Regions from separate parts of the Homo sapiens genome. Here region 2 is linked to region 1. The links are chromatin loops, found by intact Hi-C in ENCODE. Cell type or tissue: dorsolateral prefrontal cortex. All regions are shown on one strand. Each heading gives the region's core, and the rest is flanking DNA. Links, peaks and the distances in the headings are about the cores only.

Region 1 (6,458 bases), core at 619-5,618:
CAGTGCATGCTTTTGGGGAAGGGGGAAGAGGTGAAAAGGACGAGACGAAGAAAACAACAGAGAAAAACGCTAGCATGTGAAAAAGCCATATTCACTCATTGTTTTAAAAAGTGAGCCGCCACACTTGAAAAAAATATTTACCCAGAAGACTCATCCTGTGTAGTGGAGGCCAAATGCCATCCTGAAGAAGTTCAGCACGGGGTGAGGTATGAGGCGCAGGCTCCCGACAGAGCCTCTGAGCATGGGGTGGTGCCTGCAGTCACTCATCCTCCAAGGAGTCAAGCAGGACAGGGATAAGAATGGCAAGGGTGGAGGGTTTTGATATTTTGATTAAGAGGGCCAAGGGAGCTCCAGTAAAAAGACAGCATTTAAGCCAAACTAGAAGGGGTAAAGAAGTGAGAACTCCTCATAGGTATTTGAGAAAAAAGCATAACAGACCCTGTAGGGAAATGGGGGGATATCTGAGAAGCACCAAGGAAGCCAATCTATAAAACCATTCAGATGTTTATTCAAACAGATAGGTCGAGAAATAGGAAATAGAAAAACATGCAGTTAATCTCCGGCATAAAATTGAGATGTGAAATAGAAATGCCACTTGGGGATTTTCATAGTCCCACAGTGGAGAGGTTGAAAGAATACAGCCTTTGGTGTTGGAGAAATCTGAGTTCAAAAACTGTCTTTGCCACTTGTTCCCAAAAAGGGAAAGAATGGAGGAGGAAGGAACAAAACTAATAAAATATGTAAAATATGATTTGGTGGCAAAAATAAGCTCAAACACATCAATAGTCACAATGAAGGTAAATGGATTAAAAACTCTTTACTTAAGATACAAATATGGTCAGTCTGGATTAGAAGCAAAATCTCATTATATGCTGTTATAAAGAGATATGTCCAAAACTTTAAAATATACACCCCATAAAGAAAATAATAGAAAAAAGATATACCAGGCAATTATTAATCACAAAAACTACTGCAGCTATAGCAATAGACTTTAGGGCAAAAAACATCATATGGGAGAAAAAGATCACTACATAGGAAGATATAGTGTTTCTAAACTTGTGCGCAACTAATAACTTCTAAATATGTAAAGCAAAGATTTGCAGGATTGCAATAAGAGGTTGATAAAGCCACCATCACTGATAGGTCAAGAAGACAAAAATGGTTAGCAAGGACATAAATGACACAACTAACAAATGTGAACTGACAGGTATGTGCAGAACACGCACCCATTAATTGGTGGGATTTATTTCTTATACGATCACAGACAACATTTACAAATATTGCTTATGCATTGGACTAAATAGCAAGTCTCAAAAGATTGCAAAACTTAGTACTGTACACCATATTTTCTAAACGCAATACAATTAAGTGAAAAATCAATGATTAAAAGATTTTTAAAATATATTTGGAAAAGAGAGTGCCCACATATAAAATCACCAGTTAACATCAGACTTTGATAAGTGAGGAATGCAGGCTGTAAATGCTAGGCTGTATCAAAGAATACAGAAGTCATGACCTCTAAAACAGGAAAAAGGAGGTAACAATGACTCACCAAGTATTTCTAAATAATTTATAAATAACAGTACCTAATATTGAATAATCATTAAGAGTACCTGTCACAACCTGTAGAATACAACAAAAAGGTTCTAAGAGTGGTTACATGATATTAGGGCTGTTTTAGAAAAGCAGGAAGTCTGAGAATGAATGAACTTAAGAAAACATATTCTTTTAAAACAGAATAAACCTTAGGAAAATAGAATGCACAAGATAATAAAGACAGAAGCAGAAATACATGAAATTGATAAAGCTATGCTGGATGTCTGCTGAAGAATGCTGCCATTTGTCAGTTTTATTTGAACTGAGAAGATGCAACAAACCCAAATCCACACATCATGCTCCATCTGAGCCAAAGCCGGGCAGACACTGCTGAGTGCTCAGGATATTGGGGAGCAAAACCGGCAACAACTCACAAACAACAACAGAACAGAAGAGTAAACAACTTGTATGTTACACGACTGTAAGTGTTATGGGAAGGAAAGAAAGCAGAGTCAGATACATGGGTCCTGAGTGTGGGCTGGAGAGGGGAGGCTCTGCAGTGTTGGGTGTGCCAAAGAGAAGGTGCCAAGGACATTGGCCAAGCAGATGACTGGGTGAAGAGTGCTCCAGGCAAACCGCACATCCAAAGGCCCTGAGGCATGGCTGTGCCTGGGTGCTGAAGGGACAGCGAGGAGGTCAGGCTGGACTGGCGAGAGGAAAGCAGAGAGTGGACAGAAGTGAGACTGGAAGGTCAAGGCAGGTCCTGCTGGCTCTTGGAGCCCTTGGGGGCCACTGCAGGGATGGTGGATCCCACTGCAGGCTCTGAGCAAGAGTGTACCAGGACTCACTGTGGGAAAAGAGTGTGAGGGCAAAGGGGAGAACCAGGACGCCCTGTCGGGACACACAGCACATTTCCCAGAGAAAGAAGCAAGTGCTCCTTACTCTCCCAGACTCTGTCCCCAGCCTGGAGGGTGTCACCTCGGCCAAGGGAGGATGCTGTCTTCACACCCACCTGCCCTGGGAATCTTTTCTGACAAACACCCCAGGCACAAAGCAACTGCACAGTCATGTGGCATAATAATGGCACAGCCCATGGGCAAAGGAGCCACAGGAACTGACTATGGGGCTGGAAGGTGACACACCTGCCTCGACCCCAGAGGCTCTGAGGGGCTGGTCATATGCTCTCCTGAGTGGGTAGTCCTGGATGCTCAAGTCCCATCGTGCTTCCATTCTTGGATTCAGAAGATGAAACTGCACCTGGTCAATACAACATGAGAAGTAACATTAAAATACAAAAGAATGTGACATGTTAGAGGCAAACATAGAACCAACATTGTTTCCATGGAATCATGTTTCTACAGAATCATGTCTTTAAGCTCTTTAAGCCCCATACATAGAGGGTCTTTAAATAGCTTGTCTTTAGTCTGGCACAGAAATTAACAGTCCTACAATTATTAAGCAAAATGTTTGAGTTCCCACTATGTGCTAAATTTCCAAGAGACTGGACATAAAAATAGGCTACACGGAGAACTGTGACTATCTGACTCAGGTTTCTGAGAGAATTGGTGCATAAAGGGATTTCAGCACTGAATTTCCAAGAGACTTGTTCTAATGTAAGGCCTTGTAGCTCATTGATTTTTGAAGAGTTGGCGAGACGCACCACCTGATATAGAACTGAATTCCAAACAAGTGCTACACTTGCAGAGGGGATTGGATGGTTCTCTGCCACCTGTCCTCCTGGAGAAAATGGAAGCTCTCAGACACAGCCACGGGGTAGGTGCAAAGGAGGCAGCGTCCATCTGTTCTTGTGGGATTCCACCCCCTCCCCAAGCCTAAAACTATCCCTAGAAGCAGGGAGAAAGACACCCATGAGTCATCATTCATATGTGGATCCTGGAAGATGCCACGGGGACAGCCTGAGGACTCAGGAGAGGAGGGGAACCTTCTGGCAAATGCAGGGGTGACACTGAATGCCTGCCTGCCATGAGCTAGGATCTGCCCACCCCACACCCCAGCTCCCAGGAGATCCCTGTCAACACAGGCAAAGTTCCCAGCCCCTTCCTCAAGCAAACATGGAAGAGGGGCCCCTTCAGACAAATTGAGGGACTCAGGAGAACCCTCTGTAGGTTCTCTTCCAGCTTTACATGTCGCTGGCTGCCTGGCTTCCCCTCACATTAAGCAACCATTCATTCTCTCCTCTGTGCATTCCGTCCATCTGTGTGTGCAAGGTTCTGGGGCAGGGGAACAAAGACAGGGCAGGACAGATGCTGCCTGGAGCATGGCCTAGAGATCAGGGGAGAGAGAGAGAGAGAGAGAGAGAGGGAGGGAGGGAGGGAGGGAGGGGTAGAGAGAGAGAGAGAGAGAGAGAGAGAGAGAGAGAGAGAGAGCTGGGAACTGAAGCTCCTTGGAGCCAGGACATAAACTGGCCGAATTCCCTGGACCAAAGTCGCCTTCCTTCTAGGGGCTCAGCATGCTGGGTGCCTCATCACTGCTTCCCACACACTGCCAGGCCAGGGCAGGGCACCAGCGCTGGGCACAGGAAGCCTGCCAGGTGGAGACAGCATCTGCATCAGCCTTCCTATTGGGCCGGTGAGGCTTGAAGCCAGGTTTTCCTCTCCATGCGTCCACCTTTCAGAAAGGCTCCGAGGCTCCCAGATTGTCCTCCAGGGTCAGGGTAGGAGGGCCTGCTGACAGCAGGTGCATGAGGACGCCCAGATGAAGACGGCAGTGCTGCCCTGACCACAGTGGCTGCCGCCTGCCGGCTTCTCGGAATCAGCAGAGCACCTCGGGACTGGCGCCAGCCAGAAACACCTGTGCACCGGAACCATGGGAAGGAAAAGCGGGACTAGACTGCCAATGACAGAGCTGGACCGGGGCCAGAAGTCCAAGCTCAGCTCCAGAAGGCAGGATCTAACCACCCCTTCACGCCACACCCAAGAACCTTTCCTCGGGTCCACAGCACCTCCTGCTTCCAGTGTCCTACCCAGACAGACCTTCATCTGATTATTTATCTAGGTGCAGAATTAATTACAGGCCCTAACCGTGCATCTAGTTACCATTTTCTCAGTTGGGAACACAACTGTTACTCTGGTCTTGGCTGGGATGCAGCTGTTTCCTCTGAACACAGCGCTTGGTGCCCAGAGCTCTGCTCGCTGTGCCTCCTGCACCTCATAAGGGCCTCAAGCTCCAGGGCCACCTCTCCTGGCATTTCCTCTGTGGAAATATAACCATCCTAAGTACTGCGGCCCCAGAGATTCCTTGTTCTTTGGCCCTTCCCTCTCCTGTGCTTGGATGAGAGCCCAGTGAGGGGTGGATGTCTGGGCCCAGCAAGACACCGAGGTGCAAACAATGACAGAAAGCCAGAAGGGCTGGGCCAGCCAAGCCTGCTTTCCAGCATGAGACCCACAGCTTCCGTTCCACACCTTTGCAGGAGAAAAAGCAACAACTCTATCTTATTAAATAGATGCACAAGTATGAGCTGCATGCGATTCCCAATCAAGCAAAGTGCAGGATGGAAGAGGGTCTGGATTTTCCTGGAGGGAATGAGGCATGTCCGCCTTGCAGGCACCAGAAAGAAACCATAGATGGGAAAGTGGGGTCTGCAGAGCCAGAACAAATCAGAAGGAACAGGATGGTCCCATGGAGTCACAGAGTGGCTGAATTTGGCAGTCCACATACAAGGCCATCCTGGGATCTGAATGGACCGCAGAGATAGGCACGAGGCACCAGGTCACCCCATGGGGAGGACCTCTGTTCCTCCCCTTCCTCAGAATCTTCCTTGGAGTCCTGAATGACACCCCCTGGGAGGACTGGAGAGCTAGCTTCAGGGTTTACTTTGGGTTTTTGGAGTTCCAAACCCATGTGTGATTTGAGCTGCCACCAATGCTGCAGCGAAGGCCGAGGAAGGAAGCACCTGGGCCCCCATCTGAGCTGGACCCCATGGCATGACCACTAGCAGCCTTCAGTGTGGCTGTGTGTCATGAGGCATCAGGGCGTCTGAGCAGAAGGGAGAACAGGTGAGCATGGAGAGCCCCATGTCCCCAGGGAAACCTGTCCGGTCTTCATACTCTGCAGGGCTTCTGAGGCCCCTCTCCAAGACCACCCCCCTCCAGGGCTTCCTGGCCCTGACACAGCTGCCACCTGGCCTTCTGCACATCATGGTCATGTGCTGGCTTCTCTGCCCCAGAAGTTCAAGCTTGCTCCAGCTCCCAATTCTTTCTGGCAAGGCTTTTACCTGCCATATGTAATTTGACGTAGTGTTTTACTGGCTTTGTCTTCTTAAAGGGCATTTTCAATTATTCTGGTCTCCTGCCAAACCCTAAATTCATCTCCTACTTTTATTAGACCTGTTTATGCATCAGAATGAGTTTTTCCAGCTCCTGGCACCCCTCAGCTATGTCTACTGTGTCTCCCTGAGCCAGTCTTGAACCTGGCTCCTGTCAGAGGCCCTACGAGACTGAAGCAGCTCTAGAAATCCTGGCTGTGCATCCATGCAGCCTGCAGCATAAGCCCAGCCTTTGCCCTAATCGGGTGCTTAGGCCCAAGCTTGTCCTTCCCAGAATGTGCATTGCTGAAATCGCACATCACCTAAGGCAGGACAACTTAATCAGTCAACAAGAACCCACCCCATCTCCTCCCAGGCAAGGCAGGTGGGCCCCACCCGTGCTGGGGGAAGAACTTCTGTTTCCTTAGCCCTGGGCTAACCACTGCAGCAGGTGTTTTCCGCTGGTGAGGATGACAACCGCCAGGGCTGGCCAGGAAGAGGGGCCACAGGCAGAGGCAGAAGGGGATGTGTGGCTCTCCCCGGGACTGGCTCCCAGCTCACTCCCAAAGCAGCACTGCCCCCAGAGGGCAAGAAACGAGACCCTGCATCCCCACAATGGGGGTTTCCAAGTCCACCTGTCCATCCCTCCAAGGTCTCT
Region 2 (6,458 bases), core at 691-5,690, 140 kb before region 1:
TCCTCTGCTCCTAACTTCAGAGGGTGGCACAGACTAGACCAGAACTAGACTCATTCATCTCCCAGATGTCTTTCTGTGGAAGTGGGGGCTGTGGGCCCAGGGCGGTGTCAGGAGAGGGCAGGGAGGAGTTTGGAAGTCAGCCTATCTTTCTAGTTCTGTGAATTCCCTGCTGCGTAGATTTCACACGTAATTTACTTTTTATTTTATTTTATTTTATTATTTTATTTGAAACAGTCTCGCTCCAGGCTGGAGTGCAGTGGTGCGATCACAACTCACTGCAAACTCTGCCCCTCAGGTTCAAGTGATTCTTGTGCCTCAGCCTCCTGAGTAGCTGGGATTACAGGCACATGCCACCATGCCTGGCTGAATTTTGTATTTTCAGTAGAGATGGGGTTTCACCACGTTGGCCAGGCTGGTCTCAAACTCCTGACCTTAGGTGATCAGCCTGCCTCGGCCTCCCAAAGTGCTGGGATTACAGGCATGAGCCACCACATCTGGCCAGAGTTCACACCTAATTTAATAATAACACCAGTGAAAAAAAGCAGGCTGCCTCATTTCAATGAGAGTTTTTCAAGACCCCTGGTCCCAGGACCATAGGGGTCCCTTTTCTTGTTCTTTGTCAAGAGTCCAGGTAACAAGATGATAACGTGGCCCTGCTGTCGTGAGCGGGGAAACAGCAGGAAGCCTTGCTTCCCTTCAAGTATTTAGTGCCAGCTGGAGGGATAAAGAGACCTGTAAATAATTGTGGCTTTACAAGGAAACAAGGGAAGGCCATCGGGGCTTCCAGACACAGGGATGACAAGCTGTTTTCCTCCCTTCTGGAATAAATTCGCGAGAAGCTGAAACAGAACTTGAAATGAACTTATTTTATGAAGGCTCTGGAGGGTACTGCCATAGATTATGTGAAGTTTGTTTTTTTTTTTTTTTCGTTTTGGTCAATAAAGTTACCACAGGCTTTCATATCACAGAATAACCTTTCCCATAGTTTCCAGTGGTTCTTTGTGCTCTGTTCTAGACCTCCTCCCCCGAGGAAAATCAGAGGCGATGGGCAGACCGTGTCGAATCTGAACATGACGTGGCTTGCTGCAGCAAGCTTACTGCCATGCTAAACACTTAGTGAGGAAGCATGCCTGGAAACTGTCCCTCTGGTCAGAGTGCCTCCAGACCCAGAATGTCCTGGCCGCAATCATTCAGGCACATGTTACTGTCCTGAGTACAGACGTAGGATCTGAGCCCTCGCTGGCTGCAGAGCCACCACTGCCCACCTCTCTGGCACGTGCCTTCCTCCCTGACACCACCCAGCCCGAAGGCCCACAGTGGAGTGCGTGATGCCCCTGCTGTGCCCCTCCTGGTTTATCCGTGCCTGGCAGAGTCCCAGCACCCAGCACGGGAGCAGGTGTAGGGGAGGCTCAGAAATAAACATGGATCAATATTAACTGGTAACGTTCACGGGGGGGAATGTTCCAAAGAACCTTGTTGAAACCCTCTAAGTTGGTCCCCTTTTGATTCTAGTTGATCACCCTGGAAGAAATGGCAGCATTCAATTCCTCCATCCTTTTTTCCAGTTCGCAAGGGCTGGTTCCCTGGACCAGCAGCATCAGGGTCATCTGGGAACGTTTTAGGATCGTGAAGTCTCGTCAGCTCCCAAGACCTGCTGACTCGGAAGCTCTGGGGACGGGGCTGGCAGTCTGGGTGTGAATGCCCTCTGAGGTTGCTGTGGAGACTCCTGAGGTAACACATGCTGAAGTCAGCCTGTCCTAATGGACCAGGCTCTTGGTTAGGAGCCCCAGCACCTAGGGGAGGCCGTGGTTCAGGGTTGTTGGGGTGTGGGCACAGCACGTGACACCCGCACCAGCCGCTCTCACCTTTTCACTCCTGCCCTCCCAGGTCACCTGCATCCGCCAAACTCTGCCTGGGGTTCCCTTCGTTATCAGCAGAGCACATAGACACATGTCTGGATTTGTTTATTCATTGTCTTTTCAAATATAGTGTACTCAACTTGGAAAACAGAAGGAGGAGGAAGAGAATGGAGAAAGAAAGCATGAAAACTGAACCTCTCCTCCATGCCCCTTTCTCAAAGCCCCTCCTCCAGGGGGACCCCGTCTTTCTGTGCCTTTATCAATGTGTGTGTGGGCAGTTTTGATTTACACGTAGAAGACCATCAAAGTGCAATGCAGCTTGCTTTTTCACATAATGTAAATACTTCTGGTATCTGCATATAAACACCAGCATTGACATTTTTAATGATTTTGTAGCATTTTGATGTATGAATTGCAATAATTTCATTACAGTAATGTTTTCCCTAAAAATGGACATATCAATTGTTTTCAACTTCTCCTTTTGCAAATATAGGATATCCACAAGTGAAATTCCACCAAGTCAAAGGTTATTCACATGTAAATTTAGCTACATACTGTAACTTCTCCTCCAGAAGTCCGTACCAGTTTTCATTCCTATTAACAAAATGTGAATGCCTGTCTTTCCCACCTGAGCTCAGTGTTCCATTTTCAACAATCTGATAGATAAAATAAAAGATATTGTCAGTTTCAGTTTGTGTTTCATTGGTTACTATAAAGCTGAACATCTTTATGTGTGTTATTTTTTTTCCTGCTTTTATTTCCCGTATAAATTTCTAGTTCTACATTTACCATTTTGTATTGGGTGTTCACATTTTATTAATTTGTAGACCTTATTTTTCTGACACAGTTTTTAGTCTGCTGTTCATGAGCTTTACTGCAAACATGTCCTCCTGCCAGACTTGGCTGTCAGTGGTGCCTCTTGCTGTAGAAAGGAGTCCTGGAGTATCTTCAGTGGTTGCTGGAGGGAAGCTTCCAGGGCACTACAGTCCAGTTCTTTACAGCTGCTGAGCATTGGTTGTGCGGTGTCTCACAGTGACTCAGCAGAAGACAGAGCCTGCACTAGTGTCTCCCAGGCATCATCGGATCCTGCAGCTCCCACACGGCAGCCCCAGGAGCAGCCTGGCAGTGTGACTCAGCAGCTTTCCTTGCCTGTTCTGAGGGGGCGCAGCTGGGGACAGCACGGGCTTCTGCCCACTCCTCACCCTGCCAGCGGGAAGCCTCCAAGACTTGGGAAGGAAAGGCAGTGAAGACCTCACTTGTCTCCTGCTGGGCCGTGGGCCCAGGTGCTGGCTTCACGGTGGTGACTCATGAACACACGAAGAATTGGGTGTGCAGAGGAGGAGAAACCATGCAGTGAAGAGCCCCATCGTCCTGTCACAAAATCCACTGCTAACTTTTTATTTCTACACCTATCTCCTCATGCTTCACAGAACCTCTGACCAAAGCAGCTTCCTCTTATCATTCACAGATTTTATAACTTTCTGCCTTTCCGAACGCGCTCTTCATTCCTGGTCATCTTGCATAATTTCCCGCCCGTGATTCTAAAGAAGAGAACCTATTGCTATGATAAAAGCTCACTGCAGATTCAGGGACATTGCACCTTATCCCAGCGGACACCAAGGGTCTCTGTGCTGGTTGGGTCTTGCCTCCAGTTCTCATCTTTCTTATTAAATACTTAAGTTTCTAAACTGGAGACTTTTCTTGATGAGGAGGCCGACTAAAGGAGTACCTTTTTATAAGCTTTTTTTACAATTACATTCACATCACAAAACACGTAGTTTTGTAACAGTGCAGTTATTCACACATGCCTCTTGTTTTTCAGAGCACCCTTTTCTCCCCTTCTGTGTTGAGGGTGGATCTCACGGCCACACAGTTAACCTATGTTAACCACCTCGACTGCCCTTCCAGTTTCCTCCACACTCAGCCATTTGCATATGCACACACATCTAGCACCCGGTCACCATGCCATCTACCACTGTGGGGACCCTCTCACCAGTTTATTCTCATGAGAGTAAACACACTTTCTGTATCTCAATGTTTTCACTGACAATACTTTCCAATATTCTGGAAATTTTGTAGTTATTGTCTTTAGCATTCATGAAATACCTGCATAACAATGACTGTCGTTGACCCAGCTGTCTTTCCAACACTGCTTGTTCACTGTTGTCTGGACTTTGGGGGGGCTCTATGAACAATGTTCCAATCAAATGTAGTTTTTGGTGAAAGTTTATATCCATATTTGCCGGTATATGAGACTGGGCTGCAAATAGGGTACTTCAATTTTCATGAGAAAGCTTAACTTCTTTTCATCATGCATAAGTTGGAAGTGATTTTCATCTATTATTGAAGCTGCGTCATTGTTTGGGGTAAATACCCAAGGTTCATTGTCTCGTGCCAAGGGAATAGAGGAAATGGACATACAAGAAGTGTATTTAAGAGTGGAGGTTTAATAGGCAAAAGAAAGAGAAAAGAGAACAGCTCTCTCTCCTGCAGAGAGAGAGGGGCACCTGAGTGGGTCTTCTAGTCCATGGCAAAGTACATGGGGTTTTATAGACTGGCTTGAGGAGGCAGTGTCTGATTTACATAGGGCCCAAAGATTGGTTGGACCAGGTGTGCCATTTACATAGCACACAAAGAAGCTGGCCACCTCTCCCTAATGTTTTACTATGCAGATGGGGTCTCTACCTGGCCAGTGCCATGTTGTCTGCTCCTTACTGTGCACGTGGTTGACAAGGAAAGGAGATGATGGAGTGCCATGTTGAACCTGCCTGGCCACCATGTAGCCTTTTCCTATTGGCACAGCTGCTGGCATTCACCCATGCAAGCTTCCAGCTTATCTATGTCTGCAGCTCAATTTTACAGGCTGCTCTTTGTTAGAAAAGAAGTGATTTGGGGGCTGCTTTTCATTAAAAGGAAAATCTTACCAAGGACTCTCTTACCCTCGCTATCTGCCTAAATAATTTCTTTTTAACTGCTATATCATTATTATAAGATAAAATCTATATTGATCATGTCAACAGACCTAGGTTCTGCCTGGGGCGCAGTAGGAAATCACAAGTTGCAATTGAGGCCTTGCATACCATCCAAGAGGCTCCTGAGAATTTTCCCCTGCACATGGGAAGTCATTGCTTGACCTTTTCCCTGTGGGGGATCCTGCAAGGCAGTTCCCTGCAGCCACGGGCAGGGCCCGGGGAGGGCAGGCTGCTGCAGCCTCAGCAGCCCACCCTTCCAGCAGCTGAGGAGGGTACATTGGCTGGGAAGAGGGGTCTTGGTACAGCTCCTACAGAATCCCACATGGAACTACATGCAGCATAGATGCCAAATACATAGTGAACAGAGGAGTGAACAGCGAGCAAGAAACCCAGCACTCTGTGGTGTGTCTCATATGGTAATTACAAGCCACATGGTAATTTACGATTCCTTCCCTTCAGAGCTACATTTTCTTCAAGTCCCTTCCACGTCCCCTCCCTCCACTCTAACAGCCTCTTCCCTGTGAAAAGCAGTGGCATTGGAGAGACAGAAAGAATAGGCCCATAAAGACAACCCTCTCATTCAGAGACATCAGCCCTCAGAGGTCCCACCTAGCCACTGGATCTTCTTCATGAAGCCTCTTGCTCACCTAGAAAACCCCAGCAAAATGTGGGCTCTCCAGACTTCTGCCACAGAGAAGACCCTTCTAAAATGCTGATATTCCTAGATGTGATACAGATCAAGTCACTAAAGTCCTAAATTTCAAATCAAGGAAGGAAGGGGGAAGGTGATGCCAGAAACAGAACAGGCAAAGAGCAGAGCAGGTGCTCTGCCAGCAGGCACCAGTCAAAGGTCCAGCAGTAAAAGGTGTACAGGTGTCACCAAGAGCCTCAGTCACCACAGCAGGGCAGAGGCAGTGGGCTGCACCCACCTAGTTGGCTGGTGTAGACCACCCTGGCTCCCTTCGAGTCTCCCCAGCCCCAGAACACCCCTCAACTATCTGTAGACTCCTCTGTGTAGTCAAGACTTCTTGGCAGAAATCCAGGGCTATCCTAGAAGCATCTTAGAAACTGCTGCGACCTGGAGGGGTTAAATGCCTTGACCAAGGCCACAGCTAGTTAATGGCCAAGCTGGGACTAACATCCAGTCATCCAGTGTCCGAGAGAGTGTTCCCTCCAAACACTGCATCATTTAGCCTCACGCAGTCCTAAAAAGTGGAGGTGAATGAGTTGCCCAAGTGAAGCGGGCACGGCTCACCTCTCAGTCACAGAGGAAAAGCAGCCAGCTCAAAGCTGCACTGTCAACTCATACCAAAGCTGGTCACCCCAGTGACAGTGCAGGGCTGAGAAGGACAGAAAAACCAAGATGGATGCTGCAGGTGCAAAATCGGATTTTTTAAAAAAGGGAATATAACTGACAAGTTTGCATATATATATTAAGAACAGCAATGTGGTATAAGGTAAAAATAGAAATTGTTTTATTTATTATTTATTTGGAGACTGTCTCCAGAGGGTCTCACTCTGTCACCCAGGCTAGAGTGCAGCGGCACCATCAGGACTCACTGCATCCTCCACCTCCTGAGCTCAAGCGATTCTCCCATCTCAGCCCCTTCCCGAGACGCTGGGACTA

Evidence for each region. Hi-C counts contacts between places; a loop is a spot of excess contacts. Peaks named below come from ENCODE experiments on the same cell type or tissue, not always from the same donor. Only the 100,000 strongest peaks of a DNase experiment are listed, where the experiment ranks them.
Region 2: a loop joins it to region 1, with 2.6 times the contacts of the local background. A loop is called at or near these places in 2 of 110 quality-filtered maps.

Annotation. Positions count from the first base shown.
Region 1 is chr20:24,774,581-24,781,038 of GRCh38, forward strand. No RefSeq gene overlaps it. Among named protein-coding and RNA genes, the nearest start is that of LINC02967, 140 kb to the right of the region's middle. In dorsolateral prefrontal cortex, for the core only: no CTCF peak of the experiment used is centred there; a DNase peak (open chromatin) is centred at 3,381.
Region 2 is chr20:24,632,040-24,638,497 of GRCh38, forward strand. All of the region lies in intron 3 of SYNDIG1 (synapse differentiation inducing 1), which reads left to right. Among named protein-coding and RNA genes, the nearest start is that of SYNDIG1, 170 kb to the left of the region's middle. RefSeq lists enhancers at 1,678-2,330, 2,414-3,613, 2,495-3,333. In dorsolateral prefrontal cortex, for the core only: no CTCF peak of the experiment used is centred there; a DNase peak (open chromatin) is centred at 2,992; H3K27ac peaks cover 2,095 bases.